Regions from separate parts of the Mus musculus genome. Here all the other regions are linked to region 2. A link is a loop called in an ENCODE intact Hi-C map of the cell type or tissue named here. Cell type or tissue: left cerebral cortex. All regions are shown on one strand. Region 1 overlaps Dpyd (dihydropyrimidine dehydrogenase). Region 2 has its middle 3.8 kb from the start of Mir137. Region 3 overlaps Gm32344 (a long non-coding RNA gene). Region 4 overlaps Gm26871 (a long non-coding RNA gene). Region 5 overlaps Dpyd (dihydropyrimidine dehydrogenase). Region 6 overlaps Gm26871 (a long non-coding RNA gene).

What was found. A loop is a pair of places that touch in the nucleus more often than their neighbours do. Peaks named below come from ENCODE experiments on the same cell type or tissue, not always from the same donor. Only the 100,000 strongest peaks of a DNase experiment are listed, where the experiment ranks them.
Region 1: it touches region 2 in a loop (3-fold over the local background); 4 of 42 quality-filtered maps call a loop at or near these places.
Region 3: it touches region 2 in a loop (4-fold over the local background); 9 of 42 quality-filtered maps call a loop at or near these places.
Region 4: a loop joins it to region 2, with 4 times the contacts of the local background. A loop is called at or near these places in 4 of 42 quality-filtered maps.
Region 5: it touches region 2 in a loop (4-fold over the local background); 2 of 42 quality-filtered maps call a loop at or near these places.
Region 6: a loop joins it to region 2, with 4 times the contacts of the local background. A loop is called at or near these places in 4 of 42 quality-filtered maps.

Annotation. Positions count from the first base shown.
Region 1 is chr3:118,674,000-118,677,999 of GRCm38, forward strand. Dpyd (dihydropyrimidine dehydrogenase) reads left to right here. Exons shown (of 23, transcript NM_170778.3): 3 at 490-572. Among named protein-coding and RNA genes, the nearest start is that of Dpyd, 110 kb to the left of the region's middle. In left cerebral cortex, a CTCF peak has its summit at 1,650; a DNase peak (open chromatin) is centred at 589; H3K4me3 peaks cover 683 bases.
Region 2 is chr3:118,428,033-118,432,032 of GRCm38, forward strand. No RefSeq gene overlaps it. Among named protein-coding and RNA genes, the nearest start is that of Mir137, 3.8 kb to the right of the region's middle. In left cerebral cortex, a CTCF peak has its summit at 676 (motif pointing right); DNase peaks (open chromatin) are centred at 673, 1,999, 2,355, 2,589 and 2 more places; H3K4me3 peaks cover 2,229 bases; H3K27ac peaks cover 2,358 bases.
Region 3 is chr3:117,973,730-117,977,729 of GRCm38, forward strand. All of the region lies in intron 1 of Gm32344 (a long non-coding RNA gene), which reads left to right. Among named protein-coding and RNA genes, the nearest start is that of Gm32344, 11 kb to the left of the region's middle. In left cerebral cortex, a CTCF peak has its summit at 2,076 (motif pointing right); a DNase peak (open chromatin) is centred at 2,085.
Region 4 is chr3:118,498,451-118,502,450 of GRCm38, forward strand. Gm26871 (a long non-coding RNA gene) reads left to right here. Exons shown (of 3, transcript XR_867578.3): 1 at 1-4,000. Among named protein-coding and RNA genes, the nearest start is that of Gm26871, 2.1 kb to the left of the region's middle. In left cerebral cortex, no CTCF peak of the experiment used is centred here; a DNase peak (open chromatin) is centred at 2,004.
Region 5 is chr3:118,989,972-118,993,971 of GRCm38, forward strand. All of the region lies in intron 12 of Dpyd (dihydropyrimidine dehydrogenase), which reads left to right. Among named protein-coding and RNA genes, the nearest start is that of Dpyd, 430 kb to the left of the region's middle. In left cerebral cortex, a CTCF peak has its summit at 2,004 (motif pointing right); a DNase peak (open chromatin) is centred at 1,537.
Region 6 is chr3:118,515,018-118,519,017 of GRCm38, forward strand. It overlaps Gm26871 (a long non-coding RNA gene), which reads left to right. Exons shown (of 3, transcript XR_867578.3): 2 at 1-2,094; 3 at 2,328-4,000. Among named protein-coding and RNA genes, the nearest start is that of Gm26871, 19 kb to the left of the region's middle. In left cerebral cortex, no CTCF peak of the experiment used is centred here; no DNase peak of the experiment used is centred here.

The DNA of each region.
Region 1 (4,000 bases), 250 kb after region 2:
GTGATGTTTATCTGGCACTTTTTTTTTCATACTTTGGCCCGCTCCGTTTCGGTACACATTACCCAATTTTGAACTAGATCATTATCATACACACTTATCAATATGATTTTGAACTTACCTTTACAGATTTTTCTCTTTTAAATTTGCATTGGCTTTAACGAATCTGAGATTATTTTAGGAAACTAATTGCTATTCTGAAAAACCCTGGCAGTTTGGCTAGTTTTGTGTGACACTCTTTTTTTTTTTTTTTAACACCTATTTTGAAGAAAGTCTGATGAGAAGATTTCTCCTGCAGCTGCATCATAGGACTGGAGAGTTTGTGGCTGTTGAATTTCACTGTCGATTGTAATGAATCCTACCCAATTAAGCCGCGTGCCTATTTTTCATGAGCCCTTGATCAATACAATCGATTATATTTTTACATAACTGCATAGACGTAATTTCTTTGGTGGGTGTGGGAAATTAATTCACTGTTTTAATGTGTTGCAGACCTGTGAGAAGCTGGAGAGTAATTTTGATGACATCAAGCACACGACTCTTGGTGAGCGAGGAGCTCTCCGAGAAGCAGTGAGGTAAGTCTGGGTCACCATAGCAACAGTCACAGATGTGGTAAAGAAAAAGTCATTCTTCATTATTGGGGGAACAAATGAGTTCATCGCCAGCATTCAGCTCTGTTCTCTAAGGTATTAATTTGTCAGTGGAGAAACTTCCCTTGAGGCTGTACTTTTGGTTTTGAAGCTGCATAAATGTTAAGCCTCAGTGCACAGTAAAAAATGTAAATGTTTAATTTGTTACTTAAAATGCTTACGGGGTGTCTTGTTTTATATTTAGACTAAGTTGTGGGATTGAATGGAAATATTGTTCATCTAAATTCTGCCTGTGAGTTTAAAATAAACATTGTGTAAAGGTAGTCTAGCTGAGTACTATTTCCTAATTAATAATTAATTTGAAAAAGGTTTCTTTTTTCTTCATTTCATCTTCTGTTTTATTTCATTTAAAAAGTATTTTAAAGTGACTTACATTATCTCACAATTCCAAAACATAGAGCTACTTCCACTTGCATGCAAAGCCCTATGAATAACCTTATTTTATTCACTTAACATTTGTATTTTTATTTTCTCAACACTCACTCCAGCCTTGATATCATTTTTTAAATAACCTTTAATGAAGCATCCTTTAAATTCATTTGATCAAAATCAAAGAAAATGTGACCAGGCATTAACAATGTGTGAGCACTAAGCTTGTGATCCTTAGAACAAGGAAGTCACCAACAACAGTAGCACTAAAAGTTCCCAGCTTGAACCATACAGCAGCAGTCTTCTGCATTTATACAATGCAGTGGTATTTTCTTCTTGTTGTTGTTGTACTCATAAAACTAACGTTACTTTAAAAAAATATCTTAAAGTTCGTTATTTAAGATGGCTTTAAGATATAGAAAGTTAAAATACGGGAAACAGGAAATCTAACAGACTGGCTGCTTGCAGGTTTAAACACAATTTTGTTATTGCTTGCACACAGCTACCATATACTTTAGTTTAGAAGCCACTCTCATTTAGCAACATCCCTTTTACCATGCAAGCAGCAGGAGAAAGTAATTAAATTTAATAGAAGCTGCCCTCATTTTGAAGCCACTTCTATTTAAAACCACAGGGGGAGGTAATTAAATTTACAGGAAACAGTAGCTTCTACACAAAGATACATGGTACTTCTGTATAGATGATTATGATGTCACAAAAAGGGGAATAATATATTACTAGTGTGGAGGAGAAATTACCAGCTGGAGCAAGGAAACCTATTTTATTGTTAATGCCTTTACTAATAAAAAAGATGGAAAAATAAAACTGAGTGTGCAATCGAGAATTTGTGTCTGTATAAAATACACTGACAGTCTAAGAAAGTTTGTTATCCAAAATAATTTTAAATTAAAAATTAAAAACAAATTATACTGTAGAAAAGTCTAGGACAGGAATTATGAATGAATTCCTGTTTTTAAATATGTCCTGGATTCTGTACTGAAAACCACGGTGCCACTAAAAATTGAACATGCCATTTATGTAGAGTTTATAATTTTGAATACATGAAATGTGCATACTAATATCTATTTAGAAACCAATTATTTTGGCAATTTAATTTCTATTCATCTTGAAATAAACACGTTGAAAACAGGAAGACAAAGAGGATGCCAGCTCTCATGCTTTTGAATAAAAGAACTGAAGACCAAAACCACAGAGAGAACTGAAAAGGGCCATGTGAATGGATATGGATGTGAATGGGGAAACACAGTGAACACAAGGACTTGTGAGCATTGGAGGAGATCTGTCCTCCAGAAAAACCAAGTCGAGAATTGTAGGAGAGCTGTAGATAAAAAAGATCATTATTAAATTCTGCCAATTTAAAAAATCACTACTATTTATGCCATACAGGGAGATCTTGCTCGTAAAATCAGAATGAATGGATGGGGGTGGGAACACAGCATTAATTACGTAGTTGGGGTGACCTCTGACTACCCATGCAGTGAGTAGGGCAGCAGTCCAGATAATTCAATTCAGAATTTAATCACATGGTGGTGAAATGCACTTGTTTACTTAGGCTGACTATTTTATGTGTCCACCTACACATATGTATGCACACACATTCATGTCTGGACTCACCAGACGCAGTGAAATAATTTAGCAACCGGTAGCATTAGACTGTATAGCATCATGTCGGTGGGCACCTTCTGTTTTTAATACATCAGGGGCTCATTCTTTCACATGAAAATATCTAGACAGAGGAGACCATAGATGGAATTCAAGAAGAAAAAATAATGCATCAGTTCAGAAGAACTGATCACAGAAAACCAATACTAAACACAGGCAATTAATTGAAGAGGATCACAGAGGCTAAAAGACAGTGTTGGAAGTAGAGTAGTATAGAGGAAACAGTGTAGTATAGAGTGGACTGTCAAGGTTTGCTTGAAAAACAGCAAGGCTGTGTTGGAAGACAAGATGAATTTTTTTTTTAACTACAACCATATGTGTAGATAGACTTTTTTGATCAATAATAAGTTTCTTCTATGTCATGAATTCATAAGCAGAAATGGAGCAGTAAGAGTTTTACTGGGACAGTGATAGCACCAAGACCCCAGAACAGGTTTGGGGCAGCATTAGACATTCAGAAATAATTTAGGCAAACATCAGTTAGCAAAGGGACTGATATCGGCAGGCTCTGTGAAAATATTTTTGTTAGACTTTGATGCAGATCAACTTTATATAGAATCTAGTGTTCTGTAAAACAAAAAAGTTAAATATTTCAAGGAATTTTTTTTAGAACTTTTATGGTTTTAATGATAATTTGGGGTGTAAAACTATAATAAACTTACTGTTCTGTGGAGTTAGAGTACAGGGAGAAAGCACCTTGTAGGGATAGAGACCATTATTTGCCTTTTTAAAAAATATTACTTTCAGATCTGTAACACATCAGGTGATGATTACAGACCTGAAGGATACAGGTTGTGCCCTTGAGGAACTAGTCATTCAGTGGAAGTGAAGGGTGGGAAGGTCATATCTCCAGGCTGTATACTTGAGCTCTTCTCTGCTTCCACACACTTAACAGTAGCTCCTTTCTTTATCCTCTGTCAAAGGTTTGGCTTGGCAATGGAAGCATCCTTTTCCCCATCAGGTCATTTCTACACCAGGCCTTCAGTGACTTCAGGTGTCCACGGGGGTACCCTTGAATGTTTAACTAGGGATGGAGGTGGAAAGGGGCTATTCCAGACCTGGCTGGAATTGACAGACTGACCTGAGCTCCTGGGGCCTTTCTTCTGATTGGTATCTTCTACTAAGCATCTGCATCAGTGCACTTAGAGAGGAGTCAGCCTGTGCTCAACACTCTGTGTCCTCATCCAGCTTCCGTCCTGGCTAGTCTTTGATATGCATCTTGACTCTGTTCCTTTTCAGTTTATGAATTGTTTTAATACTGTCAGGGATTCTACATGTAATAATGCCCTTAGTCTGAATTC
Region 2 (4,000 bases):
ATTCTCCTCACAAGCCTGATGTAATCCTTGATGCTGCAGAAACTTGATGTATTTTGATGTCTTGTTTTGTCAATTCCAAATTTTTCTTCCTGCTCAGTAGGTGCTTCATGTGTAAGAGTTGACGTTAAGAAGGCGACACACAAGTGTGAAAGTTGAAATACTGTCTCATCTTATAATCAAGAGAAGGCAATATCATTGTTTCTAGCCTGTGAACAGATAAGAGAACCCAAAAGGGCTTGATTTGAATGCCCTCCACAGAGTCTACCAAGAGCATAACAAGGTGATGTAACAGATAGCCTAGCACTACAAATTCATTATTGGAAAATAATTACTTTACATTTAACGCTCTTTTAGTTGTACTAATTCCTCTGGGAAATGAATTTTTTAAAAAAAGGAAGGACAGACAGTGTTGAGTGCACCAATGTTCCCATCATGCCATAAATAAAGGAAATGGTTTGCTTACCCCAGCTCAGGTCTCATAAGAAAACCTAGAATCTCTATTTTCCTAAGTGTTCATTTTATGAATGCCTAGCTATTTCTAAATCAATACTTTAAATAAAAGCAAACCAAAGGTGAAATTTCGAGTCTACTTACATATTGGTCGAGCCTGAATAACTTGACTATCATAAATTTTCTGAAGACCTGGCCAAAATCTGCCTGCGGTTTCAACCTGACCTGCAGGGGGCAATAGCTTGACGCGAATGACAGCTAAGGCTGCTGAGCTATTAGACTTGAAATTCTGACTTTGACCCTGGAATGTTGTGTAGGTTGGAAAGAGTGCTTAATTAATGTATATTGAAACAAAAGATCAGGTAAATTGTTTGATTTGTCTTCAAGCTATATTTTTAGACTAATCTAATTCATTTTTTTCTTAAAGAGATTATCAGAGTTTTTCAGTAGACACATTCAGCTACCTCAAGAATTATCTTAAATACTAATTGTTTACTAAAGAATTGATGTAATTTTTTAAAAAGCAGAATAAAGTGAATATGATTATCTGTTTTCAAATGGATGTGAAAATCAGAGAAGTGTAGCCTATTTATAACAGGTAATAAAAGAATGCTACACGTATATAGAAGAAACTCTCTTATGATGTTCCTCTAAAAATATCTGAAAATTGCAAATAGGTGAGGGACAGTCACACACTGTTTGAAATATGTTCTCCCTCCATACATAAAACATTAATTTTGAATAATGGTATGCATTTAAATATCACAATTAACAGGGTGTGATATATTTTATTTCCCTATTTTTCTATTAAAAATAGAGTAGAATTTATTGATTATTGATAGTATACATCCTTTTCCTCTTCCTGACATCTCTACCCTTTCCCACATTGCCATATCACTCCTATCAAATGTTTAGTTTAGATCAGAGACACATCAAACAGTGTATGGGTGGGAGGAGGGACTATAAAACTTAATTTTTAAAAACTGTCCCCCATCAATTTTAAATGATACAAAATGTTTCTCAAAAAGGCATCCTGATCTGATTTCAATAAGTCATAGAGGGTACCTGGAAAAAATAACCCCTAGTCAAAGCTAGTGGTATTTACTAGATTGTTTTTATATACAGCATATGCTTTGCATGTATTTTGATCACAGTAAGAAAACGCATGATAGTTTTTTTTTTTTTTTAAGAACTGCTATATAAGTGCTCCTTTTCTTTTCTGTGACAGTTTGGTGCTGATTTTAAAAATTAAAAATTAAAAAAAAAGGCTTTAAAGGCATCATTTTTTTTCTCTCCAGTATGCTAAAGATGTTGTATATATCTTTTTTGCTTTTCTTTAAGGAAAGAATATGGGGGTTGCTTACACAGGGAATGAAAATTCTATTCTCCAACCCCCCCTCCCATTCTACTAAACCGTTTTAGTCGACATATGTTTGTTATCAGAGAGAGGTGCTGTGAACACACAGCCATTTTCTTAGCAGCTTTTTGACTGTATGTTACCATAGTCCCACAAGGCATTGGTCCTTTCCCATTGGGAAGTCATGAATAAGAGACTATGAAGCTCACACGTCAGATCTTCCTCAATTAATCCACCATTAGCATGTTCGGGGTCCACTACTGGATGGTTAACAGCGGCTTTTTGTAACTGTACGCCGACCATACCCAATTATGCTTTGCTAAAAATGAACTCTTTGCAGACCAAGCCTCTTGGGCTGTCAGTGTTTTCCGTTTTCCTATTTTAACGTTTGTGTATAGTGGCAGGCGACAGATGGTGTGGATCAGATCGATTTGATTGCATTAGATGATTTTCCCCCCTTCCCCACGCCTTTCTGGAAGCTCGCATCAGCTGAAGGCTCTCGCCTGGGACTCCTCCGAAGCATGAGCAAGCCGCCACCACGCGAAGGCACTGGGGCACAGCCAGCGAGAGGCGACAAGGTCCCTTCCCAGGGCTTGTTAACACTGTAACCGGGCGCTCAGAGAGCAGCGGCTCCCACTGCCCAAGCCTGCCTCGCCGCCCATCCGATGACTCCTGGCTTCTGCACACAGTTGGAGTTCAGCCGGCAACCTGGATTTAGAGGGTAAGCACTTCATTCTAGACGGATTTGTGACAGTTACTTTGCTATACCTGCGATACTGCAGACAAATCTCAGCAAACGCATAGGATGTAGGATGTGTGGGAGAGGGCGACTATGTTTACATCGGTAAATGGGTTTCTTTTTGTCTGAGACAGAGAGTGTTACTCGGTGACGATGTGTATAGTGTTTTGCCATTGATTGTAGGAGTCCACTACCACCCTCCTCCCGATTTTTTTCCCCTCTCCTTCGTGTTTTCCCTTTTCTACTTGAGAGGGAAGGAGAGATAGAAGAAGGGAGGAGGGAGTTAAGGAGGGAGGGGAGAAGAGAGGAGAGAGAGAGAGAGAGAGAGAGAGAGAGAGAGAGAGAGAGAGAGAGAGAGAATGAGAATATTTCTGCTTTAGCTTAATTGCCTTATTTCCTAAACCGATTTTTTTTTTTGTAGCTCGCTTTATGAATATTTGGTTTTTAATTACCAAGCGTTTAGCTAGGATGGGTGTTGGGGAGTGGGGGACAGGGTGGGGAAGTACAGAGGAACACTGCCATAGTGGCAGTGGCCTTGAGAGATCAAAAGGTGCTGAAAGCACCCCTTGCCCGAAAAACACACCTTCAGTTATTAGGGCGCGAGGGAATTGTAGATTCTAATAAACATGGCTTGCAGGAGTCGACGAACAAAGGTACTTAATGCGGACCTAAGCCTCCGCTGCTATTGCTCCGATAGCGGTACCTAAATATTCGAGAGGAAAGTGTAAGTTGATCAACAAACGCCCTGGTAGTATTGGGCTTTTTCCCTTTTCCGTTTTTTTGTGTGGAGGGTGGAGGGGGGTGGGGAGAGTGGATGGGTGGGGGAAATCCGACAGCTTAAGGAGGTTTGAATTGAATATGCACCCAGCGGCAGTGGTCTCGTAGGAAATGGTGTTCTCGTAAGTCAGGCTGCCCCGCTGAAGCACAAGAGCTGTGGTTAGAGCTCGGAGCGTCAGTTCTGGTGGGAGTGCTGCAGGCTGTCCGCTTGGGCTGAGCTGTCCACTGGTCCAGGTGCTGAAGTGTGGAGCATTTGGTATGTAGGGAAAGGGCTGACTCTGTTGCTTGGTTAGGAAGAAAACCTATCGCCTGTCTTGTTCCAGATTTTTTTTCTTAAAGCATGCTAGTCTGTGGGTCTCTCTGTGTGTTCTTGTGTGTGTGTGTATGTGTGTGTTCTTGTGTGTGTGTGTGTGTGTGTGTGTGTGTGTGTGCGTGTGTGTGATTTTTCTTGTAATCCTGATAAACTAAGGGAAAGAACTTGGAAAGCATTGAAAAGCTGTGTGGGCATTTATGCCATGATTCTACAGCATGAGGAGAACGTGTGTATGCGAGGTGTGTGTATGTGTATGTGTGCCTTGACCATGCTTCTGACTTGAAAACCATTCCATTTAGTAAATCAAATCCTATCTGTGCAATGTGTTTTGTTTTCCTTTCAGAGGCAGTTGAGATTTTAAATA
Region 3 (4,000 bases), 450 kb before region 2:
AAAAGTATATTCAACTTCTGGCCTCTTCATATGATAAGTGATCAGGTGGTTCTCCAGAACATATATCCCATCAAACCGAACTGCTGTTTAAATCTTGCCTTACCATTGACTTTCCAGGACTTTATAGTTTATTTTCTCAGCCGATTGAAACATTATAGAACATCACACCTTTGGTGATTTTTATTCATATAATTTTTTTGTAAATTATTGTAAATGTTCAATAAATGCTGATGGGTGGTTTAAGGTTCTGATGAAATGTCCAACCCAGCCCTTGACTCTCATTTGTCTATTCAAATATAACTTGATAATCTAATTTGTAGTCATTACGACTTTCAAATGTTCACTACATTGGCTTATATGATCCATCATTTAAAAACTCAGAATTTCTCTACATAAAAATGCTTAAACACGTAAGACATTTTTAATGTGGTAGATTTATACTATGGAGAATTAGTGATGTTTGCATGTAAACCATGCTCAGGTCCATGTAAATATACTATATAGAAACACCAACAACAATCTAATTTTGAATTCATATTCAATTAAAATTACATCAGGATGTAGACTGAAGTTTTTCTTAATCTATATATATTACTCAGTTTAAAAATTAAAGGTAAGATGCTAATATTTGAGAAGCAATAAATATTTTTTACATACTGAGTAGGTAATAATGATATTCTACAGAACAATGTTTAGATCTACCTGACCTTTCTTGATAATATGGATGTATATTTAGGCAAGAACCTTCACTATGCCAGCAACACATGAGGATGGTACAATTCAATAAAATCACCCATTAAAACATTAAACATTATGCTTTATCATCTTAAGTATTACATTCTAGGAGCACTTTAAACAACTTAAAATACAGGGTGAAAATCGTTGTGGAAATCAAAGGGAAATCAACTTAGTACTATCTTGTCTACCACATCAATATCATTTTTAAGCCTAAAAAGATGATGCCATCCATGATACTCAAAGTAGCACCAACATTTCATCGAGGGGAACTGGAATCCTTAGATACTTAGACATCCTTAGATACTTACTGGGAAAACAGAAAATGTGGAATTCTCTGTAGCTTTGTGCCTCTTTCCCTCTTTGTTTGAAGGAAACACACACACACACACACACACACACACACACACACACACACACACCACACCACACCACACACGTACGCACATGTGAATTCAAAACCTCACCTTTGAGGGATTTTAATATCGAAAACACTAGTATGGGTGCTTTCTAATTATCACTTAATGAATAATAAAAAAACCTCTTGTGCTGGGTCTTTAAAACAATCATTTATGCTTATATTGATGATATCCTTAAAAGCTCAGCTTATATTTTTTTCAGCAAATGCAGTAATTCCACATTTTAAATAAATGGTATAGAGAGACTCCAAAATTATAGAATACATTATGGTACTCATTTATTTATCTCCAGTATTTGATTCCTAAGAGAACAAGAAGAAAAGGAAAGTGGCTTCATAAAACAGAAAGTGAATACTCAAAACAAATGACATCTAAGCCTTCAGAGAACTACGATGGCCTTTTGGAGAACTCTGTTTCAAAAGAGCCATCTCTTCTGCACACGTGTAGCAAAAAGGCACTGGGGGAAGATGGCAATATCTGCGGAAATAAGACAACAAAACTCCTGTTCTCTTCCTTTGTTTTGTGGTTGATGAAGCTGTAATTCACTTAGATTTCAAAATTAGACTCCTGCCCACTAGTCTTTCAGCCCCCACCCCTCCCCTAGTTGCTATATATCCACTACCATCTACTTGTTACAGTCATTTCGTTATTTTCTTTTGTTCTCTGCTATCACAGGAGAGAAATTATCTTAAAATTATTATTTTTTTCTTTCTGCAGGCATAAAAGTTTTCAGTCCCTTAGATTTTTTTCCCAGAAGAAATAAAAGAAGAAAAAAATTGAATTGAAATGATGGGCTGGATTAGAAATAATTATTTGAATTGCTTTAATTTTGGGAAATTGAAGAGACAAAGCATATTTTTCATTTAAGAGTAGCTCATTTTAAATAAGACCCTTCAGGAATCATTTTACAACTTGCCTGACCAGTGTCCACTAGATGACACTGTTGTATAAGCACAGTAATAGGTGGCACTTTTTTTGACAATAACATATATATATATATATATATATATATATATATATATATATATATATATATATACAGTGTCTCTTTTCAGATGAAACTGGCTTAGCATTTTTAATTGGATATGGTTGATAACTATAACTTCACGTGATTTAGGGTGAAGTTACCCACAAAGGTTAACATGAAGGGGAAGAAAAGAAACATCCATTGCACAGCATTCGTCTCTTTACAGTAAAAAAAAAAAAAAAAAAAAAAAAAAACAAAAAAAAAAATTCTCTCCCAAACCTACATATTTCACAGTTAAAATAAACCTCATTGTGAGCCTTCCACGGTTCTGTGTTAGAACAGTGACCATGAGTCTATCAAGTGTCTGTTTTTCAAGTAGCATTTTGTGAGTAATCTGTTTTTCTTTTTCCTTCCCCAAAGCCTCCCTCTAATCTTTTTTTTCTTCCTTTCCTGTAACCTTCCTCTCTTCTCTTGTCTTTTCAATGCTTCCTTTTCTTTTTGCTTGAAGACTGAGAATCATTCAGGTGCAGGCCAAAGTAGGAGGCAGAACCAATTGTCTTAAGGCAAAAGCCTTTGTACCCTATTGTTGCCAAGCTAGAAAATGTTAGCATGGGCAAGCTCACAGCAAAGAAGACATGGTGCTTTTGCACCTGATGAGGGCAGAACCATGAGTCAAACTGAACACCTGGGGCTCATGCAAATTGTGTACCTAGAAACTCTTATAAAACCTACTTATTTGTATCTATCATGTGGGTTCCTCAGGAAGTAGAATTCCTTTACAAAACAGCAACAACAACACCCCAATACCCCTCTTATGTCAATGCTTAGCATCTCTGTCAAATTAAGCTTATTTGCTCTGATTTCATTGTAATGAGACAAGTGGCAGCCTGGTTGCTCCCTGTTATGTATTACGGACACTGATCTCATACTGCTTTTTTGACAAATCTCAAAGGAAGAGACAAACCCAAATGGAAATTACTCTAAGTGTGAGTGGGACTGAAGTATTTGATGGCATGTGGCATGTCTCAAAGGGAGAGTGCACATTGTCACCTTTTCTTATTTTTTTTCCTTCTCAAACCAGATAAGTCAAAGATAGATAAGGATGTATGAGCTGTCTTTGCCTTCACTGGGGAGCCTACTATGTGCTACAGTGTCTGCAGTGCTGTAAGATTCACTGTGGTACTACAATAGTTGAGCCTCATCTATGATGTGCTGTGTTCAAGGCACCTGTAGACCAGGTGCATCTCCCAGGTTATGCCATTACAACCACAGCCAGGTTTGTTGTTGTTTTGTTTTGTTTTTTGTTGTTGTTTGTTTTTTAAAGACCATGGATAATGGAGTCCTGTGTTAAAAATCTGTTTTCAGGAATGTGGACATCATACTTAAAATACACGAACCTTCTCTTAAGGGGCAAACTGGATGTTTGATGAGATGGTCTTTGTGCAGAACTGTTTTCCTTTCTGCTTCATTTCACTTCCTGCATGTGTGCTTTTTTTTTTTCTGTTGTAATTTCCCACCTCTGATTACATCCAAAGGGCACACATGCTGTGCGCCCTTAACTGAATATTATAATACCATAGACAAGGAGTGTTGTTTTTTTTTAATATATACACCAGCTTTTTCATTCTGTATATTGTATCATCCTATGGAGCCTTAGTGTCTCCAGTACATAGTATTGTATCAGGTGCTATAAAGATTGCATGATATTGCAATACTTATAACATCCTATAGTAAAATAGGTATGCAGGAAGTGCCACTTGTAGAATGTTTTCAAATTAAATATACAATAAATAAGTACGTAAATAAGTGGAAGCTTTTGAGTAAGTAGGTGTTAGGAAGGAATTCTCATCAATGATAACCTATAAAGTGGTGGCACTAA
Region 4 (4,000 bases), 70 kb after region 2:
CGAGCAGTCTCTGTATCCACTAACTTCTGTTTTAAAGGATAAGTACTGATTTGGATTGGCTTAAGTATGTCCTGTTTTAAGGTAAAAATTTGAACATACAGACCTATTTAGGTTTATTTCACATCTAAATTCTGCATTAAAAAATCTCTCACACTTTTTTATTAAAAATGTAGGGGTCTTGTTTGTTTTTTACTAATAACTACAGTCAAACTCAGCAGTAAATTACTGTTTGTAGGCAATTTCGTCATTTCAATGTAAGTATTGATTTTATCAGTTGAAATCATATAGTGTCTTCATGAAGATGGCAGTCCTTTTTAATAATTTAGAAGAAAAAGTTGCCCTCACTTATCTAACTTCAGATTTAATGTATGTTAGCAGTTACTGTATTCATATGTAAAAAATGCTGACTGGGACCAAAGTGTCATAAGCTAGACCCTAAAGAGCAGTTATGCAGGGTGTTCACAAAACAACTCTAAGGAACATTCACAAAATGAACTTTGCAGCTTAACGATAAAAGAATTTATTATGATTTCTTCAGCATCGTGGATTGTTTAAAAAATATTCTGTAGGGGAAATGTGTCTGTTCACGAACAAAAAGAGTCTAGAAATAAATGCATTCTGTGGGTTGAGTTGTGCCCTTCTAAAATTCATGTAGCAAAGCATAACCTCCAATGTGATGATATTTGGAGATGGGGTTCTTATGAGATCATTAGACATAGCTGTGGTTATGAGGGTGGTGCATCATGATGAGAGTCATTATCATTTTTTATTTACTTGATTTTTGTTAATCATTTAATTCGCTTACATTTCAAATGATATCCCCCTTCTCAGTTTCTTCTCCACAAATTCCCCATCCCATCCCCTCTCTCACAGAGATTCATTATCTTAAAATAGATACATCGCAGGACACACTCACTCTTCAGTCATGACCATACAAAGAAGTGCAAACATGAGTTGAAGAAAGCAGCCGTATGAGGAAGAGAAAAGGTCTCAGAATAACACACCTGCCTTGCTTGAACCTTAACCTTTGGCCCACAGCCCATAGAAATGACAGGACTAGAGACCTTTCTTTTCCTTTCTTTTCTTTTCTTTCACCTTTTTTTTAATTTGGACTGATAATGTGAAATATTGGGATGATGCTGTGACATTCACATCAAAGCAAAGAGGAAGGTTTGCAATTTGGTAGTGAATACCAGGCTAGATAGAGTATCAGGCTAGAAGAATTTTGAGATATACACTCAAGATGTTATATATGAGTTTAGGGAAGTCTCCTGTGGAATTGACATATTTTTAGGAGGAAAAGCAACCTTGTTCCTGAATATTAAAGAGTTTGGGGTATGGAGGGTGTTTTGTTATTGGGGGATCTTGGGAGGATGCAACTGGATATCTCACAGAACAAATCTGTAAGCAACATGTTACAAGAGCAGTGTGCTTCTTTCTAGCTGATTATTGTGAAGTGTGAGGGGATAGAGAAGAACTGAAGGGGGTAAGGAAAAGAAGACGGAATATGAAAATTCACTTAATTCTCAAGTTATTCGTGTGGCTAAAGAGAAAACAAAAATAGAGACAAAGAGTGGAAGAAGAAGAGGAGGAGGAAGAAAAAATATCAGAAAATAGAGAGAGAGAGAGAAAAGGAAAGAAATGAAAGAGAGGAGGGAAATGAAAGAAAAGAAAGGTAAATGGATAAATTTTTTGATGAAAGTAATGTTGTGTGGCTTTAATGTTGCATACAAATTTTGCTCTATGTGAAGAGATATTTTGACTCTTTAAACTCAAAAGGACTGAAGAGGACACAATGAATGAAGGATGCCAGACACTTTGGATTGACAGGCAAAGGTGCTGGGCTCCGCTGAGCCATGACTTTTTAGGGGAAAGGAAAGTGCTCCCAACAGTTGTTCTAAGATCTTAAGAGACTCCCTCTGTGTCACTGTCTGAATCATCTCCACCAGTTGTTGTTGGAACAAGACCTCCCCCACAGCGTGCAGCTGTGACACAGATGGCCAGACTACAGAGGTAACAGGATAGTGCTGTGTCTGCATGGGGGCGGGGCTTGCAGAGAATGCTTTCAAAGAACTGTGTCCCCATTCTGTTTCTTCCCATGAGATGCTATTCGGAGAATAGTCTTTGGGGATATTTTAGGTTTGGATAAGATCAGGAGGGAGGTGCTCTCATGTTTACAAGGAGAAATACAAGTGAATACTCCCTCCTCCTCCTCCTCCTCCTCCTCCTCCTCCTCCTCCTCCTCCTCCCTGTCCTCTTCCTTTTATTTATATATATACACACACCATTGCTTCATCTTCTTCCTAGAACCTCCTCCTTCTCTCCTTCTGGCTCCACAGTACAACAGTCATCTACAATCTAGGAATGTAGCTCTCACCAGAACCTTACCTTGCTAACACTCTCTGACTTTGAATATCTAACCTCCAGCATTTGGGAATTGTTAATTCTGTTGCTTAAGTCACCTAGAAGACTTTGTTTTAATAGTTTTCTGTAATGCATCTGCCTTTGTCTAGTCACACATAGGCCACAGGATTTTGCAGTTGGCAAACCTTAGGAGACAGATTGGTCAAGTGTTTGCTCATAGAAACACTGGCGATATTTTTATAGACTCAATCAAGAAAATTTAAAGACCAAGTGATTATTAAAAGTATATATACTTATTGAACCACTTTTATATATTACTATAAGTAAAAAATTAATTTTTACTAATAATTATGGGGTTAAATAAACTCATTGGATGGAAATAAAAATCTCAGTCAAGTATAATTTGAATGCTTTAATAAAAAATTAATGCTTGGGAGTTGTTTTTTTCTCATTTACAGACAGGCAGTGCATGCCTTATTTAAATATTAATTTTATCCTTAATTCTAGTATTTCGTTTCAAACACAAACTACAGTTTCATACCAACTGGTTAGAGGGTTTGCTTTCTCTTTAGATTGATATTTGACAATAATGATTATTTTGTGGGACACTCTGCGCACTCTACCTGATATTACATTAAAAGAAAGATGAATGTGGAATAATTAAACAAAAAAGGCTAAGTTACATTTGATCTCACAGAGCAGTGGTTAAAAAAATCAAGCAAGAGGCAAGTTGAAATGTATGGTCACTGAGGCTCTAAACCAAATAGGATCAACTTCAGCCTGAACGTAATGACTGTGGAGAACATTTCTAATGGGCTTTTCCAAAAAAGCAATATTCAAATTAAACAGGGAAACTTGTAAAAATGATCAATTAATTTCCTGAGTTATGCCTATTTTGATATCCTTCAACTACTAACACTTTATTTGTTCTTCAAAAATACAACACACAGCCTTCTATCTTATCATTTGCTACTTTATTTTGTTAGACATTTTTATTTTTCCTGTAGCCAATTAAATTGTTTGGGTGTGAAACACTGCCTCCTCCCTCCCTCCAACACAGGCTGATTATCCTAATACTCTTAGTACTAGATCAAATAGACTGAGTTTTGGCATTTCCTGCTTTGCCATACCATCCATAATCCATCTTTTGTTTTCATTAATACAATACAAAATACATGTCTAGCAATGCCCTTTGCATTGTTTAAATTTGCTGTTAATGTACTCTCTTGATTAGACTGGGAGATCACTGTAGGTAGAGATTCATCAAAGTCCTGCTTGCACATAAATGGCTACTTTAGCACTCTTTAATATGTGTGAATGAAAATCACTAGTTCGTCATATCTGCAACTGCATCATGTCTGCTTGAGTTGGTACAGGAGGCAGAAGGAGGGAAAAAATAGCAAGCTGCAAAATCTGAGGAAACTTGCTGTTGGGTTAACTTATTTCCAGGAAAAAATCCTGGAGATACCCCTGAACTTTGTGGGGTGAGGACATTCACCAGTTTATTAGTAGAGCTGAGCTATACTAGAATAATAAACTGAGAAAATTATCGAATTAGGATATTTATAGAGCATGTAGACACCAAGCAGATTTGGGTCAACAAATATGGATCAGGAAAACTGGGAGCCAAGAAATA
Region 5 (4,000 bases), 560 kb after region 2:
GCTATTTGACTTCCGTCCTCAAATATTAAATACTATGCATTTCTGATAATTTTTTTTTTCTTTCTGGGATTTGGGGGTTTTAGACAGGGTCTCATGAGGCATGAGGAGACACTGAATTATCTATGTATTTGCAGCTGTCCTTGAACTCCTGATTCTCTTGTCATGCTTCCCAAGTGCTGGATTATGAATGTGTGCCATCAAACTCAAATTGAAAAGGTGTGTGTGTTTGTACATATTTTCTTGTATGTGCACAAATGAACATACATATATATGCTCTATATGTGTATTCAAATAAACCATCACAAAAATTAAAGTTACAGTCTGATTTATAGAACATTAATATTTTAGATACATAATGTGTGTGTAAGATGCAGGAAGCTTGTCGTAATGATGCAAGGATGCCTCTAGAGTCATGTCTTACTGCCCCACTTACATACAGTTTATCTGCAGCATGCACAAAGATCACTTACGTTTCAAGACCCTAATCTTGCTCCTTTGCAGAGGGAGAATGCATTCTGTTTTGAAGAGTGATTTAAAGCATAAACATGAAACATTTACTGCTGGGTCTGGCATGAGCATTGTTTGAATATGAGCAACTGATTTTTCTATTTTTAGGATAAATTGACTCCTGCTTTTATGGAATACATTGTCAGTATGTTTGTGTTTGATAGAAGTAGAGACTTTACAGCAGATGCAAACCTTGATAGGAAAATGTCAATATCCTAGCACGCTAAAACAATCTTTGTCCCATTGAGTAGATGGCTTATAGAAAGTACAGTCACATAGATATCTAACACAACCATGGCCATACCTGCATCTCCACTTAAACACAGAGTTGGAAAGAGTTTTCATGTAGGTATTAGCCTTGAATTCATATGTAAATCCCTCCAGGTGACTTGAATTTTTATCTTATCATCACATACATTTATTCAATGAAGGGAGGACATAAGTCTGCCACAGCATTCATATAGGAGTCAGAAGAAATCATTTCTTTCCTTCCACTTTTTGAGTCCTAGGTATCAAACTCAAATGAACTTTGTCATCTCTCTGACCTAAGAATTTAAGAATCCTAATAGTTTGAGCCCCACTTCAAAATATTTTCATGCAATAATTGTTAAGGATAATTCATGTGGTCAACAGAAGTTTTGAAACTCTTTATATGTTTATAATTTTAAGAGCAGAAAATAAATTGGCTATACAAAGAAAATATCAACTGTTTATAGAAAAGAACAGAAGCCAACCGATGAGAAAAAAATGAAGGAAATGTACAAAGAAGAGGGAAAGATTCATCTTTTCGGTTTACTTGAGAGTTTCTACGTTTGCCCACCTGCTGCACAGCTTAATTCGTCTGCTATGACTCTGCACAGTGACTTGACAATGAAAGAGTTCATTTCAAGCCATAAGTCAAAAGTCAAGGAGTGGAGCTGCAGAGATGGCTCAGTGGTTCAGGGCACCTGGTGCTCTTGGGTAGTGGTCTTGATCCCAGAAAACACATCAAGCTGCTGGCAACTATAGGTAATTCTACTTCCAGGGGTCTAATGCCCTCTTCTGGCCTCAATTGGCATTGCATGCACATAGCGGAGATACCCACATGCAGGTAAAACACTTATATACTATATATGTATAGAATATGTTTATAGTATTGCTATAAATATATTATATATATGTATATATATGTATATACATATATATAATATATTTATATATTATATATAAAATTTTTACACACACACACACACACACACACACACACATATATATATATATATATATATATATATATATGTGTGTGTGTGTATACATGTATATATATATGTGTGTGCGTGTGTGTGTGTGTGTGTGTGTGTAAAAATTTTAAATGTCCAGAGTATAGAAAACACTATTTTTATCGAACGTGAGGTAGATAAATCTTTTTCACTACATGTGACTGAATTATAAAATGCATGTATTTACATAGTGAAACTTAATATCCTACTGCATTACTTACTGCCACTAGAGGGCTCTTTGGAGAGGCTTAGCAAGCAGGCAGGGCCACCAACATTTTGCCAATACAAGAGAAAGCTTTGTCTACACTGTCCATGCTTGGGAAGCTCTCAATCAAGTGCCAAATAAAATAATATAAATCTCATCATGTTAAACAAACGGTAAACATTTTCCTGTTAAGCTTCAGGGTGGGCATGCCTACATGGAATATGAATATTTTTAACATGTTTCATTTATAACAATAAAAATTTAAAAATAAGCCTCATGCAAAACAGTTAATAAACGTAGTGCTAAATCACACTACTGAAAACTAATGCAAAGAAAGAGGTGTACATCCAAGTTCAGCACTTCAATACATCGAATACATGAATACATTTTTAAACACCTTGTTATGACATCAGTCCTTCTATTGACAGGTGCTTAAATTAAGTTAAGCAGAAAGTACAGGTACATGAGCAAGCACATACAAAATTGACTAGGAAATAACTGTGCTTTGTTGGGGTACATGATCTAAAAGACAGTACTTGTACCTTCTTTTGCAAGATTCTGTCAAATTTCAAAGCCCTTCAGCTGACCATAAAATAACATACCACTCCTCAGTAAAAGACCCTGAAAAAATGTTACAGATAGATTCATAAATGTTTTACCTGCGCCTTAGAGAATGGTTCTATCTCTTGGAGCAAAAGGACGTGGTAGAGGAACAGTGGGGGTGGGGTGGGCGATTCAGATTGAAATTAAGATCTGTGACACTTGGGAGTCATATGAGTTGTAACAGGATTTGCCAAATTTTGTAGATGGAAATAAAATGAGAAATTTGAATTAGAACCTATATAAATTTAAGGACTCTTCTAATCTCTGTTTTCGAGTCAAGCTTTGGAAGTTGTACTTATTTTGACTAAAATCCTTGCTTGGTTCTCAAAATAAATTCTCAGGAAAAATAAAGTTTAAAAACTTGGGCATCCCTCTAAGTTTCAGTGTCTCAAATGTTTAGCAATGGCTTCTGAAAGAGTCATGTTTACCCTTCTGTCTACACTGCAGGTTCAGGGCTTGGTATTTGCTCCACTCCCCAACCCCAGTCTCATTTTTGACTCCCGCACCAGAGTCCTGTATGACTTTGGTCTTTTGTTTTCCTTTATTTTCATTTTCCTGTTGTGTGTTTTGAACAAGCAAAGAAGTTGAGAATGAATAATTGATTAAAACCTTTTATTTCTGAAATCTGTGTTCTCTATGTTAGCCAACTATATACATTCATAAATGTTTTGTGCATGTGCAGCTAAGTAAGGATCCTATAGGCATCTCATGGAATTCATTTGTCCATAGGTTTTTCTCTGTAAGATAAAAGTTTTGAAGTCAAGCATCTCTGCGATTATCCTGGTTCTGCATCTTGTTAATTTTCATCGATAATCCAGCTGAACTCCTGAATCAGAACAATCTGTGCTCAAGTGTAGCCAGCAGGCTCTCTAACTTGACCTTCACTAGATGATTTTCAGGCCATTATTGTTTCTTTTCAAAGATTGTTTTAACTATGCTGTCAAAGATTAACTAATTATTTAGCCTAACGACAAATCAGACAGCATAAGGAACTCAGAAATGAACCCATACAATGTAATACAGCAAATTTTCAAAAGAATAGGTAATAAGCAAAGGACAGTTTATTAAAAAACTAAGTTGTGAAACTCTATAAGCACATGCAGAATAGTGAAGTAATGAAATGGGGTTGTGGGGTTGGCTCGACCATTCTTGCAGAAGACCTTTCCCTTTTGGTTTCTTTCCTTGAACTAACTCGGGGTTCACAACCTTCCATAACTCTAGGTCCAGGGCATTTAACCCCTCTTCCATTTCCCCAGGCACCAGGCACACAAACCAGGTGCACAGATATGCAGGCAGGCAAAATGTCCATATACACAAAATAAAACAAACAAATCTTTAAAAGATTAAATATAGGACCAGAAACTTCCCAATTACTAGAAGACAACAGAGGGAGTAATTATACAACACTGGCTTTGTTAATCATTTT
Region 6 (4,000 bases), 87 kb after region 2:
GTCCTACCTGTAAGCATAATGAGTGTCAAGGATTGGTGCTTCCCTATGAGATGGATCTAAAGTTAGGTCTGCTGGATATTGGTTGACCATTCCTTCATTATCTACTCCATCTTTGTCCCTGCATTTCATTTAGACAGAAGACATTTGGGGTAGAAAGTTGTGTCTGTGGGTGGGTTGGTATCCTTATCCTTTCACTGGGGTTTCTGGCTGGCTATAGAAGGTGGTCTCTTCTGGTTTCATGTCCCCAGTCTTAGGCATCTTGGGTAAGAGCACCAGCATTGACTCCTGGGAGCCTCCCGCATCCTAGATCTCTGGGTCTTGTAGAGATCGCTCTCACACCCACCTCTGACAACTATAGATTTCCATTCATTGTCCTGTCGTCCTGGCCCTCTGTCCTGTCTCTCCCAACAGCTGATCCTGACCTCTCCCCATTCCCCTGCCCATCTCTTCTCCCATCCAGTTCCCTTCCTCTCTATTTTCATTATCTGCAAATGCAACTGGATCATTTCTGTCTTAGGCATCAATTTTCTGGCCATACCTTTGTATTTACTTCTCCTATAGTCTATGGCTTTAGGGACTTTTTTTTTAATTCATCAAGCATTTGTCCAATATTTGGCATGTAAGACTTTATCTCCATCTCCAGCTGTTGAAACTCTGCTATCCTTGCGGTGGTGAATCATTCCTAAAATGTGAACCTGTCTTATTTTAGTAACAGGGATTCTATTTAGTGCTCAATGCTGATGAACCAGAATGGAGGTCTGAGAGTTTGTGTGACAGGTAAGAGAAAAAAAAAAAAGGAAAAAAAAAAAGTGAGTGCATGGAGGCTGTGAGAAATGTGGAAGCAAACAGATTTGTTGGAAAACAAGCTTTAACATTTGAAGAGGAAGTACCACATCAAAAACAGGGTAAGATGTCACACTAAGTGGTTCTGTGTCTTGTCCTATTGCTGTTGTAAACTATCTCACCCAAAGCTTCTTTAGGCAATAAATGCCTTCTGACAGCTCACAGTCCAAGCCCAGCCCAGCATGATAGAGGAGTGAGGCAGCAGGAACCTGAAGGAGCTGAGTGTGTCACATTTACATTCAGAAGAGAACAATGAGTGTGTGTACACTAGTGCCAAGCTCACTTTCTCTAAGACCCCCTGCCTAGGACTGGGGCCACCCACGGACAGTGGGGATTTACATGTTAGTTAACTTAATCAAGGTAATCCCCCAAGGGTACACCCACAGGCTAATCTCCCAGGTGATTCACGATTTTTTAAATCAGGTTGATATGAACCATTACACTAAGCAAACTTGCAAATGCCCTGCAATAACGGTAGAAAGGAGAGGAAGGGAGTCAGGAGAAAGAGCGTGTAAATTGGTTTCTGAGACTTTATCATAATCTGATTAATTCTGAAATAATGTTCCTGCTATGGAATTGATTTTCAAGGTAGAATGGAGAGGCACCTCATCTCTGAAGACGTGATTCAAGTTGTTACACTTGCATAGTGGGAATGGTACAGGCTATGCAGGAGACATGATTATAGAGTGGCTTGGAAGATGATCTTTTTTAGACAATCCAGAGCCTGAACCCCTGCTCCCTCCTCTCTGCTGTGTATGTCATCTTGGCAGGAGTCTTGGAGCTCCTTCCTACGACTTAACAAGAACTGACTGTGTGCATCATCACCCTAACCTCACGCCCCATGGCAACCCAGCAGTGGACCACACAGAGCAGAGGTGATTTAGAGCATCGCGACTGACAATTCCAAATTAGGCAAATCAGAGCTTCATTTCTCCTGTGTTACTTCAGCATCCAACGGCTGGAGGTTGCCAACATTTCCTACCTTTTTCAGTCTTCCTCCTTTATTGGAAAAGAAACAGAATGACAGTTCTCTCTGCATAAAATTGTGCAGGCCTTTCAATAGATAGTATATTTCATGTTTCCTGTATGTCGCAAACATCAATCTCATAACTCTTATAATTTAATTCAGCGTGTTCTACAGAACTGTGAACACTTTTGCAATTCTAATGCACTAGAAAGCATTTCAATTAGTTCATCACAATTCCAGGGGAAGGGGATTCTGTAAAAATAATTTTACAGATGATTTTACAGGTGAGATGTTTTCCTCTAAGTATTATTAGAAAGTTCTAAAGGCAACCTGCAATTACTAAATTGTCTATTAAATTCATATATGTATATATGCATTCAATTAGAATACATTTATATTCTATGTGTATACATACATAGACACAAATTCCAGTTTAGTGTCTGATGTTGTAACAAAACACTGAAGAAAAGCAACTTGAAAGGAAATGGTTTATTTGTTTTTTACTCCCATGCTGTAGTTCATCATTGAAAGAATCCAGTACAGAAACTCAAGCAGGAACCTGGAAGCAAAACCGGAAGCAGAGACTGTGGAGAAATGCCCCAATGCCATGCTCCATGACACCCCAGCAGTGAACCACACACAGCCAAGATAATTTAGACTATCACAACTGACAGTTCTAAATTAGGCAAATCCAGGCTTTCTTCCTCCTGTGCTGGTCCATGGCTTGCTCAGCTTGCTTTCTCACAAGACCCAAGATCAACTTCTGTGGGTAGCACTGCCCACCATGACCTAAATGTACCCTCTTTTATCAGTCATCCATCGAAAAAATGTCCCTCTTCCACAGACATTCCTAAAAGAGTTCTGGTTGAAGAGATTTCTCACTCAAAGTTCTCTCTTCCCATATACCTGTAGTTTATAGAAAGTTGACTGAAATTAACCATTGAAACACATACATGCACGTGCACGCGCACATGTGCGTACGCGCACGCGCGCGCACACACACACACACACACACACACACACACACACCTACCTCTTGCTCTATTCTTGGTATGTCTTCAGAATTGGAGTAAATCCACGGCTTCAGTTCTCCTTACTTTTTAGTAAGTTAGTCTGAGATCTAGTGCCAGTTGTTCCCACTGCTGTCCAGGAAGTTCTAATAGAATAGTCTAAGCCAGAGGCCACTGTTTCTATTATGATGACAGGCAGTGTGTACAATGTGAAGCGTTCCAGGTAAGCTCTGCTGTAGATCAGGATTTTAAGTGAAGACCAAACCATCAGTCAATCACCCACTTCCCTGCCCAGCCCAAGCCTCTTTCCTCTAGGTTGTTTCCACGGAGATTATTCTTCCGATCCTTCTTTCCATTCCTGCTGGAGCAATGTAATTTTTACAACATGCAAAAATAACTTATGCATACACATTTTTGCACAATAGATTACAAATTGTGAAGGTAATTTTACTGTCAAACTATTTTTAGAACTTATTTATGGAATTGCAGAGTATTGAGACTACTGAAGTGAAATTGCTGTTTATTGCTTAACAAACTTCGTGTGGTTGTTTATAAAAAGTGAATAAAATTCCCCTGTCCCTCTTTCTGGGTGCACTTTTGCCATAAGCTACTCCAAACCCACCACTGCATCTCCCTAATTTCCCTTCAATTTGAGCTTTGCCAATTACCACACTTTGTCCAATATCACTTTAGCAAGAATGACAAAGGCAAGTATTTGTCAAAGTTGCCATATCTACTGCCCTGGTTTAAGAGAAGCTTGAATTACTTTCCAGGAAGCAAAAAGGACAGCACAGAAGAGACCTGTCATGTCAGTTAAGGGAACTAGACCAAATACTAGTCACATGATAGTGGCTAATATATACTAAGGTGACCTGTCCACTAATAGATAACTACACCTTACCCAAAGACGAATGAGAATTCATAATACAATTGTTTTCAAACAGGACTTGGCAATTTATAGCTCATGGAACAAATCTTCGACATCAGTTATTTAAATACTGCAGAATCTGGGGAACACAGACTCATTTTTTTTGTATGTCATGTAAACGATTTAACATTGCACAGAAGTGGTAAAGTTGAATAATCAAAGACTCTATTGCCTGAAGAACCTAAAAACACACCAGCTTTCCTCTTGTGGGGGAAACTTTTGTGAACTCTTGCTTTGAGTCTAAGAGGTAGG